Regions from separate parts of the Homo sapiens genome. Here region 1 is linked to region 2. The links are chromatin contacts, found by Hi-C or POLR2A ChIA-PET in ENCODE. All regions are on one chromosome and are shown on one strand. The core of a region is the stretch at or near the end of the contact, and the rest is flanking DNA. Distances in the headings are between cores, read along the strand shown.

What was found. A loop is a pair of places that touch in the nucleus more often than their neighbours do. ChIA-PET counts read pairs that join two places held with the same protein, here RNA polymerase II (POLR2A).
Region 1: a loop to region 2 is called in a map of mammary epithelial cell, with 1.8 times the contacts of the local background. The contact joins two enhancer-like sites. A Hi-C loop is called at or near these places in 1 of 168 maps with a recorded cell type or tissue (mammary epithelial cell). POLR2A ChIA-PET finds 5 or more read pairs at or near these places in 5 of 52 experiments (AG04450, Caco-2, HEK293 and 2 more).

The regions. Positions count from the first base shown.
Region 1 is chr2:120,587,582-120,591,295 of GRCh38, forward strand. No RefSeq gene overlaps it. Among named protein-coding and RNA genes, the nearest start is that of LINC01101, 120 kb to the left of the region's middle. RefSeq lists an enhancer at 543-1,436. Within about 2 kb of position 2,375, at least 3 of the 41 ENCODE cell types and tissues checked have a DNase peak (open chromatin) inside an H3K27ac peak, as active enhancers do.
Region 2 is chr2:120,624,062-120,627,750 of GRCh38, forward strand. No RefSeq gene overlaps it. Among named protein-coding and RNA genes, the nearest start is that of GLI2, 110 kb to the right of the region's middle. Within about 2 kb of position 1,915, at least 8 of the 41 ENCODE cell types and tissues checked have a DNase peak (open chromatin) inside an H3K27ac peak, as active enhancers do.

The DNA.
Region 1 (3,714 bases), core at 1,125-3,624, 36 kb before region 2:
CACGCGGGGCGGGGAGCCGAGGCATTTGCTAGGCAGCGAGGTCGCGGCCCCCGCCGCGTGTTTATCTGGGGAAATGGAAATCAGGCGACGCACAAAGCCGCCCCGCGGGCCGGGCCGCGCCCTCGGCCGCCCTCGGAGGGGTAGCCGGCGCCGGTCCCGACCTGCGGCCCGGGCTGGCAAGTCGGCTGCAAGCCTGGGGTCGCCTCTGGCCCTCTCTGGTCCACCGTGCCTAGCTGGTGATAGCAGGAGTTCTGTTATTACATAAATCAGGTATTGGGAGAATAATACGATTCCCTAAGTGCTTCTAATTGGAGCTTGCGTGCTCCTGACCCATTATTATGCTACTGAGCCTTGACTGAAGTCCAAAGCCTACTCGCATTCCTGCATTTAATCCTCAAAATCGCACTAAGAGGCAGGTGATTATTCCTATTGTTCAGCTGAAGAAACCGAGGCAGAGAGGTGAAGATCGTCACCTGGCCCAGACTAAGCCCTTCACCATTAAGGTGTGAGCCCCAGGCCTCTGTTATTTCACTGGGCAGCTCTCTTCGCTGGGGAAAATGGCCCCTGCAGGCAGAGTTCTGTGAGTCTCGCTACTACTGCACCATCCTTACTCATTCTCCCTGAATTCCAGAAATGTAACAGGACCCACTGTGCACCTGCACTCTTCTAGACTCAGACGGTTCCACAGGGAACAAAACAAGAGATTTTGGCCTCTTAGGACACCAGCGAGAGCACCTCCAGGAGAAGCCAGCAGGGCGACAGGAATGGCCCCTCGAAGGAGGTGACACCTGAGCAGAGACCTGAGGGAGGTGAGAGAGACTTCCAGGAAGAGGCAATGGTCTTGAGGCTGCAGCATAAGGAGGCCAGGGAGGGGGGTGTGTGGAGCAAAGCGGGAGGGATGGAGACAAGGCAGAGGTGGCCAGGGCTGGCACTGGGGGTGCCGGCTCTAGTTCCAGCTGGACACCGGAGTCTCTGGCTTCTCTTGGTCTGGGGACAGTCTGTGCATGGGGAATTGTAAAGGCTTCTGCTTGGCTCAGCCTGGTTCAAGTGGCCCCATCCTGGGCTAATTGGCAGTGGCTAGGGGCAGGTCACATACTGGACACACTCCCATCAGCTGGACACCCACCCCAATCGATACCCACTACGCAAGTAGACCCCAAACCTGGGCAGCAGGCAAAGTCAAGAGCAGTCCAGGGAGCCAGGGTCCAAAAGCTGGAGACATTTCTGAAGGTTGTCAATCTGTGAGGACAGACATGAGCCTGGAACTGAAGATTTGGATAACCCACGTGCACTGGGGCCAAGAGATAAGGGGCATCAGGTGTCCAGACGTGATGGAGGGATGGGAGGGAGAGGTAGGTGAACAGGGAGTGCTCAGAGCTAGGTGAGATATTTTAGCAAAATCACCAAACAGGAAAAGTTGAAGATGCTGGTCCCGTGCAGCTGCTTCTGTAGGAGTTCATGGGGACAGGGGTTACCAGAGGAGGGTTTGCAAATTTTTCCTATAGGATGCCCTCTCTATGGTGATGTACTTGGTCGTCAGTCAACTGCCTGGACAGCCCTGACTTTTCCCCTCTCTCCCCACCCTTGCCATGCGCTCATCAAGCCTGCCCATTCTTGCTCCTTAATGCCTCTCTCCCCAATCCCTTCCTTTCCATTTCTGTGGTTCTCTTTTGGTGAAGACTATCAATCATCTTTGGATCATTGCAGCGGCTTCCGCCCTGATCATGCTACTCTCACTCTTGCCTTCAATTCACACTCCAGATAGGGCACCACAGGAATCTTCCAAACACGTAAATCTAAGTTACCACCCTGGTTAAAACCTTCTATAATTAACACAACAACACAACCTGATTAAAAAATGGGGCAAAGGACTTAGGCATTTCTCCAAAGAAGATATACAAATGGCCAGCAAGCACGTGAAAAGACACCCATCACCCATCTTTAGGGAAACGCAAATCAAAACCACAATGAGATACCATTTCACACCCATTAAGATGGCTATTGCACAAATATGGTCCATTGCATAAATATATCTCTTCTCCTGTTGATGAACGTCTGGGCTCTTTCCAGTTTGGAGCTATTATGAATAAAGCTGCTGTATATTGGGAGACAATTCCCCATGAGTCTCTCGCATTTCTACACATCTTATGAGTAAGGCACTGATTGACCTATCTTTTCATGGGTGTTTGTATTGCAGACAGCTTTGGAAGATCAAGCGTCTCCCTCTGGAGCAAAGGGCAAGCACGCTTGCTTCCCATTGTAAAAGATCCAGGTTCCCTAAGCTCAGGGTTCCTCTCCTGTAATGCAATTCACTGCAAGTACAGGATCCATCTGGGCCCACTCACATTGTTCTGTGGGACTTGGGGCAAAAGGAACTGACGCAAATATGCTGATACACATGCTGTTTGCTGTGCTGTGAGGAATAACATCCTTTGTCTCTGACTCATGGTTCTGGCATCTTCTGCCAGCCTCTCAAGAGCCTAACTCATTACCTTTCAAGTTGAGTAAAATTTCAGACCCTTTATAGTTCTTGACATTAAGTGTTCTTATACAAGTGTTTCTGGGAACATATATTTTCCCACTTCTTCTTTGTCCTTCTCATCCTGCTGCCTGGAGTGCGGACCTGATGGCTAGAGCCCTGGTTACCATCTTGACCCATGAGGACCAGAGACGTAGTGGGTAGAAGGAGCATGGGTGTCCAAGGCTTTTGCAGGTCAGAGTGATCATATTGGCCCTGGAATTTTACAGGAGGGAAAATGCCTTGCTTACACCACTGTACCGTGGTGTTTTCCAACCCTATCTAATGCAACCCATGTCGTGGCTCATCCTGTCTGGGATGTTTTCCCGCCCTCCCTTCCTTTGTTCACTAATGTATATCATACTAACCTCAAGAATGACTCTTCATATTTCTAGTTCTTCCCACAATGATTGCTTCCTGTATCCTAGGGCCTTGTACAGTGTCTGGCACAGTAGTAGGTGCTCAGGAGGTAGGAGTTGATGAGGTGAACAAATACATAAAAGAAAAACGCAGGTTGGCAGAGATGATGGGAAAGCGGCATTCTCACTCAGAGGAACAGGTAGAGCATTAGGTTGTCGGGGAGGGAGCCCGAGCTATAGTCCTGTACCGGATGACACCACCGCAGCTCTTTCCTCTCTGGGCTCAGTTCTCTGGCTCTGCAGTGTGGGCTTTGGCTAGGATGATGAATGCCCATGGTCCCCACTGATTCTCAAGCCCTGTGCAAACTCTGAAATTTGAATACTGCTTTCCTGGCAATGCCTCCCTGCTTTTCTCTCCTGTAACTTATATTTGACCAGTGGCATCACTTGATGGCTGAGAAAGGTCCTACTCCTTGCTGGGCCCAGGACTGCTCTGCAACCCAAGCTTGGGGAGACATGGGTGCCTGGGCAGCTTAGCAGCTGGGGAGACTGACAGCTTTAGTGAGCCCAGCGGGTGGCATCAAGTTTCTGGGTGCCTGGTCACCATGTTAATCTGCTCTTGGTGCCACTAATACCAATTTGTGAGCAGACAGCCAGGATCAGACAGGCCAGCTGTCAGGCAACTGTGGACAGCTCAGTGTGTGGTTTGATTTTATGGCTTAGGGCTGGAATTATAAATTAATTAGCAAATTTAAGTTTCTGGAGCTGCTTCAGATAGGTAGCTCCCAGGGGCCAGGTGACACTAGTTTGACCCAGTGACCCCAGCCCAGGTCCTGC
Region 2 (3,689 bases), core at 665-3,164:
CAGCCCCTCTAGATGGAACCTCCTGGCGGAAACTCCATCTTGGCTCATCAGGAATGTAGCCTGCCCAGGTGGATACTGCTTCCCATGGCCCTGGACAGAAGAGGAAACTATGAGGAGTGAGTGCTGGGATCCCAGCTCCCCCGCGAGCATCCACTGTGACTCTGGGTCTTGCCGCCAGTGCAGAGAGGAGAGAAGGGGACACTGACTCACCGACTCATAGCTCAATGACAGCACTCCCACTCTTGGTGACAGCAACCAGATGGCAAAGCCCTGTCCTGAGACCACCCAGTCCTCACGGCACAAACTTGCCTGTCCATCAGAAGCAAGCAAATTAGCCCTGCAGAGGCTGCTGTTTTCAGCCCAGCAGGTTGTTAGTTGAGACAAGGTTCTTGTCCTGTTTATGGGTTATTAGTCCAGCAGAGATGGATTTGAAAAGCAAAACAAAACACCTTACCCAGGAAGCACAGGAATAAGTCAGAAATTGGTGGGTTGGGAGGACTCTACATGCTCCCTTTTGGCACAAGCCCAGGTTGCGTGGCCACATGCCCCAGATGGGCCCCAGCAGTCAGCAACAGGACTGTGACCACAGCCACCTGTAGTCAATGCTTGAGGATGCAAACAAGGCCTCAGTGTTGAAGCACAGTGACGCTGGGCTGTAAGGAAAGTAATACCTTGTCCTCACAGCTTCTAGCCCTTCTGGTCTTTAAGCTTAGTCTTTGGTGGGGGCACAAGAGCTGCATAGGCAGGGCCCCAGGGCTGCAGGCTTCTTCCTCTGCCCGATGCTGGCGCCCAGGCTTCCACCCACTGCAGGGCCCACACAAGGAAGGAAGTGCTCATGGGCAGCCTGGGGCAGGCCCAGGCTCAGAGCAGTTATGGAACAGGAGAGGACGGGAGGTCAGAGAGAGTCTGGAGCCGTCTCAGAGGATGTTGTGCAAAGGACAGTTGAGTCCCGAAGAATTAGAAAATTTGGGGCAACTGAGGAAGTAGACAGAGCATTGCAGGTGGGTGGTGGGGAGGTACTGGGGGATTGGTAGAACCAAGAGGGAGAGTCACTGATTTATTTAACAAAACCTCAGGGAGGTATCCGGCGTCAAGGCCCCGTGCTGCAGCAGAGAATCAGACCACAAAGGGTCGGCAGCACTGAGCCCTCTGGAGCTCTCGGTCCAGGCAGGCACAGGGCAAGGGGCAGCCAGACCACGAGAGAGTCCTCACCAAGGGCATGTGCAGCTGAGGAGGGCAGAGGGCTCCAGGCTGGGCCGTCTGGAAAATCCAAAGAGGAGAGAGGTTCTGGATGAGGCCCCACCCACACTCCTGGCCTGCCCCTGACCTTTCTATCCCCGCCATGCCTGATCTCCTCCCGATCCACAACTTTGTTCCTCCGTGCCTTGGCAGATGTCATCCATCCCCTGGACCTCAATGCTCTCCCCTCTCTCTGCCTGGCAAACTTCTGCTTATCTTCAGCCCTCCTGGAAAGCGTTACCTTCCCTCTGCCCCTCTACATGGAAGGCCCCTCCTCCAACTTCTCTAGGACCCTGAACTAGCTGTAATAAGAATATTAGCAATAATAGTAGTAATGGCCGTGATCAATAACAACTGGGAGAAACTGCCAAGATTACTGTTGCCAGTCACCTTTCTAGGTGCTTCACATCTATTAACTCAGGTTCTCCTCACAACTCCAGAAGGAGACATTATCATCTTCATCTTACAGGTGAGGACACTGAGGCCCAGAGAGATTAAGTAAGTTGCCCAAAGTCACACAGCAACTTCCTCTGTGGCAGAAAAATGCCTTGCAATTATTTATAATTGTGAATCTGCCCAGGGTGTGGGTCACCAGGTGCGGGCTGGCCCTTCCCACCTGGCTATGCATTGCTTTTCTGGGCCAGAGTCCAGGGAGTGTGTTTGTCCAGCAAAGAGTGACTACAATCACTGCCCATGAAAACAAGCACCCATCCCAGAACCCCTTGGTCAGCTGCCACACCTGCCAGTCGCATGACATCACCTCTTGGGTCCCTGGCTGCTACCCTCCCTTCCTAGAGAGAAGGGGAGGCTGGCATAGCCACCAGCAGCAAGAAAACAAACAGCACCAGCCTCACCACCTCCCACATTTCTCGGAACTGGGGGCCCTTCTGGCTATCAGGCGTTAAGGAATTCTTCTAAGAGGGACAAAAGAGGGTGAGAGAGATGTAGAAACACCAGTGACAATGGAAACACTGGCCAGCACACATAAACCATGCTCTGCACCTACCCTCTGGCCGCATGTTAACATCCGTGATCTGTGCCAGCGGGCAGCCTTCCCACACCCATGGATGGGGAGCATCAGCCTCTCAGCCCACATGGCCTCTATCCTCAGAAGGGGCCAGCATCCCTGTCCCACCCCACTTAGGTCCCCAGTTCTGTTTCTTATGATGGCACCTTCCCAGATGCCTAGCTTCACAGAATTCTCGCAGTTAGGCGCTCACCACAGAGCCAATCTGATTTAAATCATATTTCTTCATAGGCTGGATGTCCCCATCTTGTCTTCTTCTTATTTCCTTACAGATTGGCATACACAACTAGTGGGTAAACACACGCCCTTCCTCTCTCCAGCCTCTCCACACACACATGCAGGCCCACACAGAGCCACTCATGTGCACAGACACCCACACACAGCCTCGGGACTCCTGATTTCTCCCAATGCTTTCAATGGGTCCATTCTTCACGCAGAGTCCTGTACAGCAAGATCAGGATGAGGAAAGGACTGTCAGAAGAATGACTCCCCTGAGTCACGGGTGGCTTCCTCAGAAGCCGCAGCCTCAGTAGACTGTAAGAATAACAGGAGAGACTCAAGTTGCCAGCATCAGCAGGGCCGTCATGGCCACAGTCAGTTAGAATTAGGTTCAGCCAATAACAGTGGCTTAAATCAGTGTTTCTCAAACTCTAATGTTCATACAAATCACTGGGAGCTTATTAAACTGTAGATATTGATTTAGTAGGTGTGAGTGTGACCCAAGATTGTACATTTCTAACAAGCTCCCAGGAGATGCCATTGCTGTCGGTCCTTGGAGCATACTTTGAGTAGTAAGCACGTACACAAAATAGTTTATTTTTCCTCATGCTCTTGAAGTCCAGAAGTAGTCCGTCCAGGGCTGGTGTGGTGCTCCATAGTGTGAGGGACCCACATTCCTTCTACTTGTTGCTCCCATGTGTGACTCCCATTGGACCAAGGTGCTTCCTGGGGTCCAAAATGGCTGCTGGAGCTCCAGCCATTATGTTTGCATTTCAGCCTGCTCCTTTCTCCAGAAGCAAGACCTGATAGCAGAAGAGCATGCCTCCTCCTTCTAAGAATGCATCAGAATTTGCACACTTCCACTAGTATCCCACTAGTCAGAACTCAACCACATGGCCTCACCTATGTCCATCGGGAAAGGCTGCTGGGAAATAGCCTATTTTATAGGCAACCATATGCTCAACTCAAAACTGAGAGTTCTATTACTGAAGAATTAGGTAAGGAATATTACCTAACTAAGGAGGCAATTGGTAATCCCCAGCACACAGCACACTGGGCTAAGGGATGAGACCATAGACATTCACTGACTGCCTTGTCAGCAGGGTCAGTTGTTTCAGTTTTCCAGGGACAAATGTGAAAATGAACCACATTTCTGGCCCTGACAGTTTCTGCTCACAATCCCTCAGTACACCTTAAGGCAAGT